Linked DNA regions of Homo sapiens: regions 1 and 2 are each linked to region 3. A link is a contact called in ENCODE Hi-C or POLR2A ChIA-PET data. All regions are on one chromosome and are shown on one strand. The core of a region is the stretch at or near the end of the contact, and the rest is flanking DNA. Distances in the headings are between cores, read along the strand shown. Region 1 overlaps PFKP (phosphofructokinase, platelet). Region 2 has its middle 6.5 kb from the start of LINC02668. Region 3 has its middle 24 kb from the start of PITRM1.

What was found. A loop is a pair of places that touch in the nucleus more often than their neighbours do. ChIA-PET counts read pairs that join two places held with the same protein, here RNA polymerase II (POLR2A). Pooled maps may share reads with other maps.
Region 1: a pooled map shows a loop between it and region 3 (14-fold over the local background). The contact joins two enhancer-like sites. A Hi-C loop is called at or near these places in 5 of 50 pooled maps. POLR2A ChIA-PET finds 5 or more read pairs at or near these places in 2 of 52 experiments (HCT116 and WTC11).
Region 2: a pooled map shows a loop between it and region 3 (8-fold over the local background). The contact joins two enhancer-like sites. A Hi-C loop is called at or near these places in 1 of 50 pooled maps. POLR2A ChIA-PET finds 5 or more read pairs at or near these places in 2 of 52 experiments (AG04450 and naive thymus-derived CD4-positive, alpha-beta T cell).

The regions. Positions count from the first base shown.
Region 1 is chr10:3,094,191-3,098,021 of GRCh38, forward strand. The region is part of intron 2 of PFKP (phosphofructokinase, platelet); the gene reads left to right. Among named protein-coding and RNA genes, the nearest start is that of PFKP, 29 kb to the left of the region's middle. RefSeq lists an enhancer at 961-2,160. Within about 2 kb of position 1,266, at least 20 of the 41 ENCODE cell types and tissues checked have a DNase peak (open chromatin) inside an H3K27ac peak, as active enhancers do.
Region 2 is chr10:3,262,281-3,265,821 of GRCh38, forward strand. No RefSeq gene overlaps it. Among named protein-coding and RNA genes, the nearest start is that of LINC02668, 6.5 kb to the left of the region's middle. RefSeq lists a silencer at 568-733. Within about 2 kb of position 1,978, at least 5 of the 41 ENCODE cell types and tissues checked have a DNase peak (open chromatin) inside an H3K27ac peak, as active enhancers do.
Region 3 is chr10:3,195,294-3,199,058 of GRCh38, forward strand. No RefSeq gene overlaps it. Among named protein-coding and RNA genes, the nearest start is that of PITRM1, 24 kb to the left of the region's middle. Within about 2 kb of position 2,244, at least 7 of the 41 ENCODE cell types and tissues checked have a DNase peak (open chromatin) inside an H3K27ac peak, as active enhancers do.

The DNA of each region.
Region 1 (3,831 bases), core at 16-2,515, 100 kb before region 3:
GACCCTCTCTCTACAGGGGAGGAAGGGCGACCGGCCTCGCTCCTGCTGGGGCTGTTGGTTGTACAACTTACCGGAATTGTGCACTCTTAGCTTTGGCTTAAAGAAATCTGTGATGCCAGAGGGCTAAATACATCATGCTGTTGCATTATTGGTCTTCCAAAGAAGCAAGTGCAGGACCACATGATGGTGTGTCGTGTGCTAACCTATTTTAGAATTTTACAGTTGACTGAGTCTCCCAAGAAGAAATCCTGAGGCTGCTCTATAGAAATTTTCTATCAAGTAATGAAATCAGTGAGGGTGCTTTGCTGGGGTGATTGGTAGGGTCTCTGGACAAGAGCGTTCCTTCAGAGTGTTGGTGGGGAGGTGAGCAGGGCTTGGGATGTGTGTTGGTGTGGGGCTGTTTAATCTCAGGCTCTGCCTCTGAATTTCCTAGAGACAGGATAAAGCCACGATTCCTGGCCTTTGAAAACCATTGACATAGTGAAATTCCTGCCGCCTCTCTTTCTCGCACACCTAGTTTGGAACGCTGGTGTTTCCCAAGTCTAAGCCTAGAGAGCCGTTCAGAGCTGACCTCTGCATGCATGCTCTGAATTCTAAAAGTGAAATGCTTTAATTTATTAAGGAATGTTGTAGCTTTAGGTTCTGTGGGGGAGGGAAAAGGATTAAACTAGGGAAAGCTTGATTCTGTAGGAAACAAAAAAAATAGTATTTACTCAGAAGCAGCAAAGCCCCTACATCTCTGGATGCAGTAACTATGTCTGCAGGAAGCTGGTGATAACACTATCTGGAAGGCACTTTTAAAGTCTGTTATCTCTAGGAGCTTGTTTTATTCTGGTAGTTGGAATGTTCACCATTTGGAGTTAGTTGAGTGAAGAATTCAGGAAATCAGATTGGAAAAAAGCATTATCCAGTTGAGAAGACACATGGACCCATGCAACAAGCATTCTGAAAGAAAAAGCCTACTGCTGCAACACAACGGTATAATTTCCCTTTGTCTGTAACTTTAAAAAAAAAAACTTACATATGAGACGTCCGAGAAAGCCACCCATAGGTGAACTACGCGCATAGGTGAACTAGCTTACTCCATTTATGATGGATTCGGCGATTGCCTAAAAATTCTAGTCAAAACCACCTCTACATATAGAATGATCTCCTACATGGTTAGAAGGCTGGTTATTTTGACACAGCTCAAAACAATTTCGAATAAGTTGAAATGACTTCAGAGCCTGTGGCATGTTCTTAGATGTGATCGAATGACTCAACGTAAAAAATTCTGTCCGACGATGGATCCGATACAGCCAACGAGGAGCTCTAAGGTTCATCTTGTGAGTCAGAGTCAACAAGACAGAGAATGTTACTTTGGCCAAAAAACTGAGATAAGGTTAAAGGTTTTATGCTCTGTTTTTCCTATGTGAGTCATAAAACTGGCTTGGAAGGCAAATTCCAAAAGGGTGTTTTAGGAAACGTCTGGGCTTTGGCTGTAGTAAGATAAATATTCAGCCTTCTAAGAAGACTTCAAAAGAGAAAACTCATCTGAATTTCTACGTTGTAGTACGTTTGGGCAAAATGAGTCTTCCTAATTTAGTAATATCTTCCTTGTTGGTGAAAGACGGCTTAGAACTGCGGCTGGTAGTTGCTTTTCACATGTTCCATGGGCGTCGTGACTTTGCAAATTAAAGAATGAGTCATTTCCTAGCAACTTAGCTCACGCATGCACTAGACAGGGAGCATTGGAGGTGGCACTCAGAAAGCCCTCCCTTTCTATTTTTTAATGGCTTTCTTTGCCACATGCATCTATGCAACACAAAATAATGAAATTACTTTCAGAGAACATTTTACTTTTCAAAATGTTGTGGTTTGCAGAGCAGTTTTCTTACTACTCCAGAAGCAAGAGGATTCGTTAACATGTTTGATTAAATCCGTATTTAAATTCTGTGAACTCATGCAGGGAAAGGAAATTGTATGGTTCCCACTATGGCATATTAACTAGTAAAATGCTGGGTGGCGGTTGACTTGGAAGCAGCGTCCGGGATAGCGCGTGCTCCAGGAATACTCTGAAAGCTGATGCCGTTAGGGGTGCATGGTTGACTCCTGGGCCTGAGACGGCCTCAGGATGCTGCAGCGGCCTTGGCATCCTCTTCAGCAGGGTGGCGGCCGGAACTGGCACCTTCCCCCCGGTCTCTTTATTTACCAAAAAACTGCATGCACAGAAATGACCGCAACAGCTCTGGGTGTGGGAATGTAGGAACTGTCTGTTTCAGTTTTGCCGGAGCCCCAGGTTTACGGCCGCTCTACATCCCAGTCCTCTCAGGGAGGTCCCGGTTTCTGCTGCAGTTCAGGCCCCATCATGGGTCATCTTTTCTCTCCTCCTGAGATGTGGGCTTGGAGGATGGGAGGTCGTGCCTCTAAGAAGGGTCCGTTTCACGGTGGCCCAGGCTACATGCCTGCTTCCTTGTTTCCTTGCCCCCCCGAGCTTCATGGAAGTCAATCTGGAAAGTCAGGATCACTGCAGATGGCAGTTTGTTCAGTGTTGCTCCCAGACCTGAAGAATGGAGCGCTCTGTTGTGCTTGCAGAATGAAGCATAATTCTTAGCAGAAACCTGGGAGGCCGGGTGCGGCGGCTCATGCCTGTAATCCCAGCACTTTGGGAGTCCGAGGCGGGCGGATCACGAGGTCAGGAGATCGAGACCATCCTGGCTAACACGGTGAAACCCCGTCTCTACTAAAAATACAAAAAATTAGCCGGGCGTGGTGGCGGGTGCCTGTAGTCCCAGCTACTAAGGAGGCTGAGGTGGGAGAATGGCAGGAACCCGGGAGGCGGAGCTTGCAATGAGCCAAGATCACGCCACTGCACTCCAGCCTGGGTGACACAGCGAGACTCCGTCTCAAAAAAACAAAAAACAAAAAAACCTGGGAGTTTGGGGTGGTAGAGATCACTGAAACTGCAACCCCAAGGCTAGGTTATCTCTTTATTTATGTATCCACCCACCCGCCTACCTACCTATTGTACTTACAATATTCTGAGGATTATGGCCTCCAAGAGTCATTCATGGCTTTGCACATGACCGTCTGTTACCAGTGAGTCCTTGTGTGGACAGAGCATCCGCAGCAGGACAGAACATAAACGGTGCCTCCCAGGGTGCCCTGTGCAGAGGCGAGGTCTGCATCCGACCTCACACTTGCTCACCCTCGCCCTCCGGGGGACGGCTACACTGGGCTCATCTGCACTGCAAGGGAAATCTGTTTTCAGAGCAAGGGGAGACAATAATAATAATAATAATCCCTAGAGTGAGACTGGGCTGTGTTTAGAAGATGTTCTGCTGTTTTGCCATGGAGGTAGGGGGCCTGGTGATGGGCAGTCCCTGTACCAGCCTGTGAGCCAGGGCCTGGGTGCCTGGGGGGTCTCGGGAGGTGCAGACGGGGCTGCCAGCGCTGAAATGAACCAGCTCTGTTTTGGGTTCTGTTCCATTCCAGACTGTTTTCTCCTTTCTTGTTTATTACATGTATGACACTAAATTATAAACACACATGTGGCCAGGCATGGTGGCTCACGCCTGTAATCCCAGCACTTTGGGAGGCCCAGGCAGGCAGATCACTTGAGGTCAAGAGTTGGAAACCAGCCTGGCCAACATGGTGAAACCCTGTCACTACTTTAAAACAAAAACAAAATTAGCCAGATGTGGTAGTGTGTTCCTGTAATCCCAAGTACTCTGGAGGCTGAGGCAGGAGAATTGCTTGAACCTGGGAGATGTAAGTTGCAGTGAGCCGAGATCGTGCCACTGCACTCCAGCCTGGGCAACAGAGCAAGACTCTGTCTCAAAAATAAAATAA
Region 2 (3,541 bases), core at 728-3,227, 67 kb after region 3:
TGTCAACCTAAATAACAAAGAAGGAAACTATCTAAAGGACAATGGTGTTTATTCGGGCGTAGGCATTAAGATGGGCATGTGTGTGCCATGGTAAACTAATTGCTTATCCAGAGAAGTAAAAAGAGATAATTTTTTTTAAGAAAATGAGGATTGCAGAATTGTTTTGAGATAATTATCCTGGGCCACAAGGATCAATAACAAGGGTGATGCCTGTCTGAGGCTGGACAGGCAGTTGCTGGCAGATGTCCTGGCAGAAGTGGTTTTTTGTGAAAAGTTGCAATGCCTCACTCATGAGAGCCCTCCCTCCATGGCCTTCCCCAGCGTGTCAGGGTTTTAACACAGGGAACTCCATTTGGATTCTGAAAATTTTCCCTCATGAGGTTGCATGAGGACTAAACGCAACAGTGGGTATGAAGGGCTTGGCATAGTACCTGGCTCGTGTGAATTACTGGTTAGAGAAGAGATGTAGGAAGTCAAATAGGGTAAGTAAAAGAGGACTTGTTGAAGACTACTGGATTCTTTGTAGTATGAATTCTTCTTTCTCCAACTTTGTAGCTTGGGACTTCTGTCTTGGCAAGTACAACACTTTGCAATCCTCCTCACAGCTAGGAAGGGCACAGGACTAAATTCTGACCAATGGACAGGACTGCCTTAAAGGAGAGCGTAAAAGCTGCCCCCTGCTCGTCCTCCTGGCTGCTGTGCGGAAGTGCTGGCTGGCACCTGGGCAGCCATTTTTTACCATGAGGCAGAGCAGTGAGTGAGATGAAATGAAGGAGTCTGGGACCCTGATGCCCGGGAAGCCATCACCCCAGCCCAGCCCTACCACCTCCAGTCTCGTAGCTGTGTGGGGGAGATACCCTTCAATCTCCTATAAGTCATGGATTTTTCCTGTTTGTTACATTCAACCCAGCAAAATTCTAGCTGATATTCAAGATCCCCGAATTAGGTAGTTCAGCTGAGCTCAGGAACTGGAAGAGCTGACGTAAGTGGTGAGGTGGAGGTGGCCTCAGGAAGAGGTGGAGCTGATGATGGACACCCTAGGAGAGGAGACACTGTGAGTTTCTCTTCCTGTCCAGATGAACTCACTCCTGATGCACTGGCCATCTTGTTTTCTGAAAACTTCTTTCTCTTTGGTCCTATTTTAGACTCAGAGCAGTTTGGGAGGCAACTGGTTTTATTTGCACAGTTATCACCTGTTCCAATGAAGAAGAAACACAAAGATGTGCTTCTGTGATTTGAAAGTTTATCCAGGATTCAGGCTTTTTAGGAGTCTATGAGGGTATTGCTTGGCTGAAATTCTCCACATTGCCACTGGTTACTTATTATCGTTTCATCCACATCAGTGCTTCTCAAACTGCTGAGCATTAGTGTCACCTGGGGAGCTTTAAAACATTCTGAAGCCCAGCCCATACCCCAGACCGGTTAGATCACAAGTGGAGAAGCTGGGGCCCCAGCATTGGCAGTTGTTAAAGCTCCCTGGGTGGACCCACCGTGCGGAAGGTGGGAGAAGCAGCAAACGCAATTCTTAGTCTCTAAGTGTGGTCCCCAGGCCGGCAGCAGTGAGAGTTTGTTGGAAACACAGACTCTCAGGAGCTACTGAATCGGAATGTTGTGTCTTCCACAAGCTCCCAGGCCGTGTGCTTCGGTGCCAGGAAGATCAGGCTGCAGGGGGCGTTGCGCTGGTTCCTGGTGAGTGCCATGCCCTTCACGGACTCCCCTAACTCCCCACCTGCCAGCGTTTCTTTCTGTTTGTCTTTCAGGTTGGTTCCTTCACCACATGGATGTTGCTTGGTCCTGCTGGCCATTTAATTCTGCTGCCTTTCAGGGAGCAGAGTGCGACTTTTGCCTTCCTTTTGCCACTTGCCAATCATTTTTTCTTCTTCTCCTTCCTGTTTTGCAAATTGTGGCCACCACACACGACCCAGAAATGACTCCTGGGCAGTGCCACCGCCTCCTCCTGACCCACTCATCTAACAGCTTCCTCTGGCTGCTGGTATTGTTAGGAACAGCCACCCTGGGCCTCCAGCAGGGCCCTCACAAAGTGTTCTGTTTAGGGAATCACTGAACAACAACAGGATATCGTCCTGGCCTTTCTCAGAACCTTCTCTTTGTTTCGTGTTTCAGCCCTTCCTCTACAAACCTGTTCCCAGCAGAGCCAACCCGTAAAGTCAAGTTCTCCACAAAAAGGCAGAGTCAGTTTTCTGATGGAATGTAATTGAAACAGACCTAAGTTAATGACATACAGCATATTTCTTTCGGGCTGTGTTGATACCAGCAGCAATTCCCTGAGCAGAAGGAAGTTCCTACCTGCCACCACAGCCTGCTGCTTGCCGGCCACACGGCTGGCACCATCCCCTCCGCAGGGTCATTCGCAGCTGCCCGTGGTCACACACTCAGCAAAGTCCTGAAAGCCTCAGCGCACTGGGGTCAGCTGGCCATGGGGGTGTGTGGGAGGTGCCACAGCAAGCCCCTCCTGACCCTAGGCGTCCCTCCTTCTGACAGCAGAGGAAAGGAGAGCCTTGGGCTGGTTTCAGGGCTGGGTGCAGCCTGGGCTACACATATTTTTGAGAGGAGATTTGGGGGCACAGCTGGGGACTCCTTAAGCCACCATCTCTCTCCTTTGTGAGCCTGAGTACATGGAAGACCCTACCGACTACAGCTCACCTTTCGGATTAGGGGTTATTTACTTCCAGGTCATTATTTTTAAACTTTTCAAATTAGAATATAATACTTGGTATAGATTTCAAAAATCAAACTTCATAGAATTAAAAGTGAAAAGTCATCATCCATTTCATTCCGTTTCTTGATTTTTTTTTTTTGGTCCCAGTGTAACCATCGCAAGTATTCATTCATGCACTCAACAGTATTTATCAAATTCCTACTGCATGCCATGAACAGCTGTCATTACTGGGGCTGCGGTGAACAAAGAAGTGCCCCTGTGACTCATACCTGAGGGGTGGCAGTGGGGGTGGCCATTGAAGGTAGGCCAGCAAGTCCATGAACATTTCAGGGGTGACAATGTGGGAGGGGTAGCAAATGAAGGGTCAGATGGTCAGACGAGGGCTGCTGCAGAGACGGTAGACCAGATGGCTTCTGAGTTGCCACTGGACACTGTGAGTTGACCTGTGTCCCCATGGAAACACTCATTGCATTCTGTGTGTTTATCTGAGTATAAAGATGCACTTGTCCACCAAGAGATGAATGGATAAACAAAATGTGGTCTATCCATACTATACAATATTATGCAGCCTTAAAGAGGAAGGAAATTCTGGCACATGCTGCCACACGGACGACCTTGGGGACATTTTGCTAAGAGAAACAAGCCAGTCTCAGAAGTGCACTGACTTATGGTTCTAGTTAGAGGAGGTGCTTAGGGCAGTCAAAATCACAGAGACAGAAAGTAGAATGAATGGTGTTGCCAGGGGGAGGGAATGGAGGAATGGGGAGTTTTATTTAGTGGACACAGGGTTTCAGTTTGGGAAGATGCAGAGTTCTGTGGAGGGATGGTAGTCACGGTCGCACAATGTGAATGGATGTCATA
Region 3 (3,765 bases), core at 994-3,493:
TGGAATACGGGCCTAGAATTTCCATCTCAGCATGGTCTCTCTCGTATTCTCCCACTTGCTGGCGGTCTTCCAAGAGCCATCCCAGCAAACGCTGGGGCATTTTTGTCCAGTTATGCCACCAGCCCACCACGGGGACCGAGCCTGGACCTTTGGATCAGAGCTTTATTGGTGAGGCCAACGCAGAGGTGGGTGATTCATCATGGATTACCAGGGTGGGCTTTGGAGCCAGGGCCCTGGGTGTAAGTTCAGCTCTACTTCTTAAAGCTGTAGGACCCGGGCAGGTCCCTTGGGGGCCCTGTGACTCTGTTTCTTCTTCTACAAAACGACAATGTTCACGGAAGAGCTCCTGGCTCAAGCGTTATCAAGATTCATGAGTACATACAGGTAAAGCACCCAGCACAGAGTATCATATAAATGCTTGTTGCTATGAATATCATCCTATTCCCTGGTGGTGTTTGGGGAACCTCTTTTCCCTTCTCTCCCGGGTAGATTCGCCTGCAGTGAGTGGGAGTTCTGTGGCTCCTGGGGTCATCGGCTGAGTCCCTCTCCGGCTTCTCCTTCCTGACTGTGAATTGCTGTGTGGCCACGCTTGGGTGTGTCTCTCTCCATTCTCTGTTGCTCGTGGCAGCTGTCGCTTTGGAGTCATGATTCCAGTTGGAACTGAGAAGCAAATACTGCCCACCTGGCCATGGACACTGGCTGCCCGTTCAGAAGCTGTCCAGCCACCAGCAGCTGCCCTCTGAACGACTGCCTTCTAGAATGTCTAGTTTGCCAAACATCAATTTGTTAAAATTACAGGTTTATTGTTTCTTTGAAACCAACTTACCCCACATCAGGCCACAAACTGAATATGTAATTCCAGGGTACTGAGCCTGGCTGGTGTTGACGCTGCTTCACTTTCTTGTTTTCTTTTTTCTTTTCTTTTTCTTTTTCTTTTTTTTTTTTTTGAGATGGAGTCTCACTCTGTCACCCAGGCTGGAGTGCAGTGGCACGATCTCAGCTCACTGCAGCCTCTGCCTCCCAGGGTTCAAGCAATTCTCATGCCTCAGCCTCCCAAGTAGCTGGGACTACAGGCGCCCGCCACCACATTCGGCCAAGTTTTGTATTTTTAGCAGAGATGGGGTTTCACCATGTTGGCCAGGGTGGTCTTGAACTCCTGACCTCAGGTGATCCGCCCATCTCGGTCTCCCAAAGTGCTGGGATTACTGGTGTGAACCACTGCGCCCGGCCAACATTTCACTTTCTAAAGCCACATTTTTAAGGTACGCAGCCCACGCTTCATGCCGGGCCTGGGAGGGGGTTCCTGGTTGTAAACCTGTCTCTGACCTCCCAGCTGGCTCAGAGATGTCCCCAACCCAGAGTCCAGAGGACAGCCCACTTTGGGGAGGAAGCTCGCTTGGGGTCCTGGGTGTAAAGCCAGCCAAAGCAACACCACATTTCTGGCCTTGGCTGGAAAAGGGCAGCTGAGAGCATCACCCCTGTCTGCCGGCCACGGTCTTCTCTCTCCTCTCAGAAACGGGTCTTGGATCTCTTCAGATCGTGTGTCCATCAGGCTAGACTGGGAACCAGTTTTCAGTTGTAGCCTTTCTAAAGAGGCGTCACTATTGTTTCTGTTTCTATTTCAGCTTTCTATCACGTTCCCTCAGTCCAGGGAGACCTGGGCATGGAATTCCCATCTCAGCTCGGCCTCTGCCGTGGTCTGCAACTTGCTGGCGGTCTCCCAAGAGTCATCCCAGCAAACGTGGGGGCTCTTTTGTCCTGTTATGTGAATGGCCACCACGGGGAACATTCCCGCCCACTGGGGCCTGTGGGGGCTGTGTTCACCCCGGGGTGGGGAGGGGGGTCTGGCCCTGCAGGTGGGTCCTCAGGCCCCAGGCAGGGGTGTCCTTGGATGAGCTGTCCTGCTGGGGGGCCATGCAGAGCTGCCGAGGAGAAGGAACAGGCAATGAGGCCGAGGCCAGGGGCGTCCCCTCGCTTCCTTCCAAGGCTTCCTTCCGGGACCTCTCATCTTGGAGGCTGCTTTTTCTTTTGGTTCATTTCATCTGGATTTTACCAAGGAGAAAAATGCACTGGGGGAAGCAAGGAGTTACAGGCCGAGGGCTGAGTGGTTTGCTTTAGTCCTGCACACCCCAGACACCCCGGCCGCTTTCCCAGCAGTCCAGGAATTAATTCCAGGAATGCTCTGCGTCCCAGCCTCCTGCAGCGGGACTCTCTGTCCGCTGCTTCCAGCCGAAGGCCACCGGAGGGCAGCAGAGGCCTGGCTGAACCGGGCCGGGCGCTGCCGAGACTCTGGGAACGTCTCCCACTCAGTCTCCCTCGTTCTACAGCTGGTAGCAGGCAGGTGCTGCTGGTTCCTTCCATCAGGAGGGAGTGACCGCTGACCATTGCGTTACCACATGGAGCAGCGAAAGGAGACGTCCCCATCAGGTCTTCCAGCAACGGCAGCTCAGAATTTTCACTGGGATCTCTCAAAAATGCATTCATTTAAGGGATAGCTGTCTGTTTGTGGATTTCTTAGGGTTGAGTCATTACACGAGGCTTATCAGGGACAGGGATCAGTGCTTCGGTGTCACTGGTGAAAAGAAGCTCATAAAACAACTTTCGGGATTAGCTCATTCGCCAGTGATTGCGACTGTGGCAAACCACACTGCCCCCAGCACGGCGGGTGTCAATTATGTGACACAGACTCTAAAACGAGGTGATGTTAAAGAGGCTTCATAAAATTGTCTTGTATACAACTCCCAGAATATTACTTAGGAATATAGTTCCACTGAGTGCAAATGCAGTCAATATTTATTTGAAAATGTGAAAATCTAGCCAATTGGATATATGCAGGTGATTGAGATAATTCAAACTTTAATGTCTTTTTGAATATTGCATTCTCTTGTTTATTCTTTGGCATTTAAACCAGTCTGAAGCTCAGCTGATTCTCATGATTTAGGATTGGAATGCCCAGTGTTTCAGGTGAATCGTGTTTAGGGCTAATTTGGGCTCTGAGAAGGGCCCATTCGTTACTTAAGAAGTGCTTGGTTGTCTTAGCCAGCTCGGGCCGTGACAAAATACCGAAGACTGAGTGACTTCAGCAGCAAACAGGGATTCCTCACAGTTCTGGAGACTGAAGTCTAAGGTCAAGGCACCGGCAGATTCACTTGCTGATGAGGGCCTTTTCCTGGTTGAGAGAGGGCACCTTCTCACTGTATCCTCACATGGGGGTGGGGGAGAGAGAGAGAGGAGAGACAGAGAGAGGAGAGGGAGAGAGAGAGAGCTCTGCCCCCTTCCTCTTCTTTTTACAGCGCTGGTCCCATCGTGGGGCCCCAAGTCATAGCTTCATCCAACCCTCATTGTCTCCCCAAGTTCCTGCCTCTAAATACTGCCATATGAGGGGCTTGGGCTTTGACATGAATTTTTGGGGTGAACACAAGCATTCAATGCATGCCCAAGGGGACACTGGTGGTCATGTGATGGCCGAATTGTGTCTCCCAGGAAATCCTACATGGAAGCCCCAACCCCTGGGACCTCAGATTATGACTGTATTTGGAGATAGGGTCTTTAAAGAGGTAATTAATGTAAAATGAGGCCATCAGGGTAGTCTCTAAACCACAGGGTTGATGTCCTGATAAGAGGAGGAGATTCGGATGCAGGTGCACACAGAGGGACGACCCTGTGAGGACACAGGGAGAAGACGCCGTCTGCAAGCCATGGAGAGGACTCAGGATGAACTGGCCCTGCCCACACCATCATCTCAGACTTGCAGCCTCTAGGACT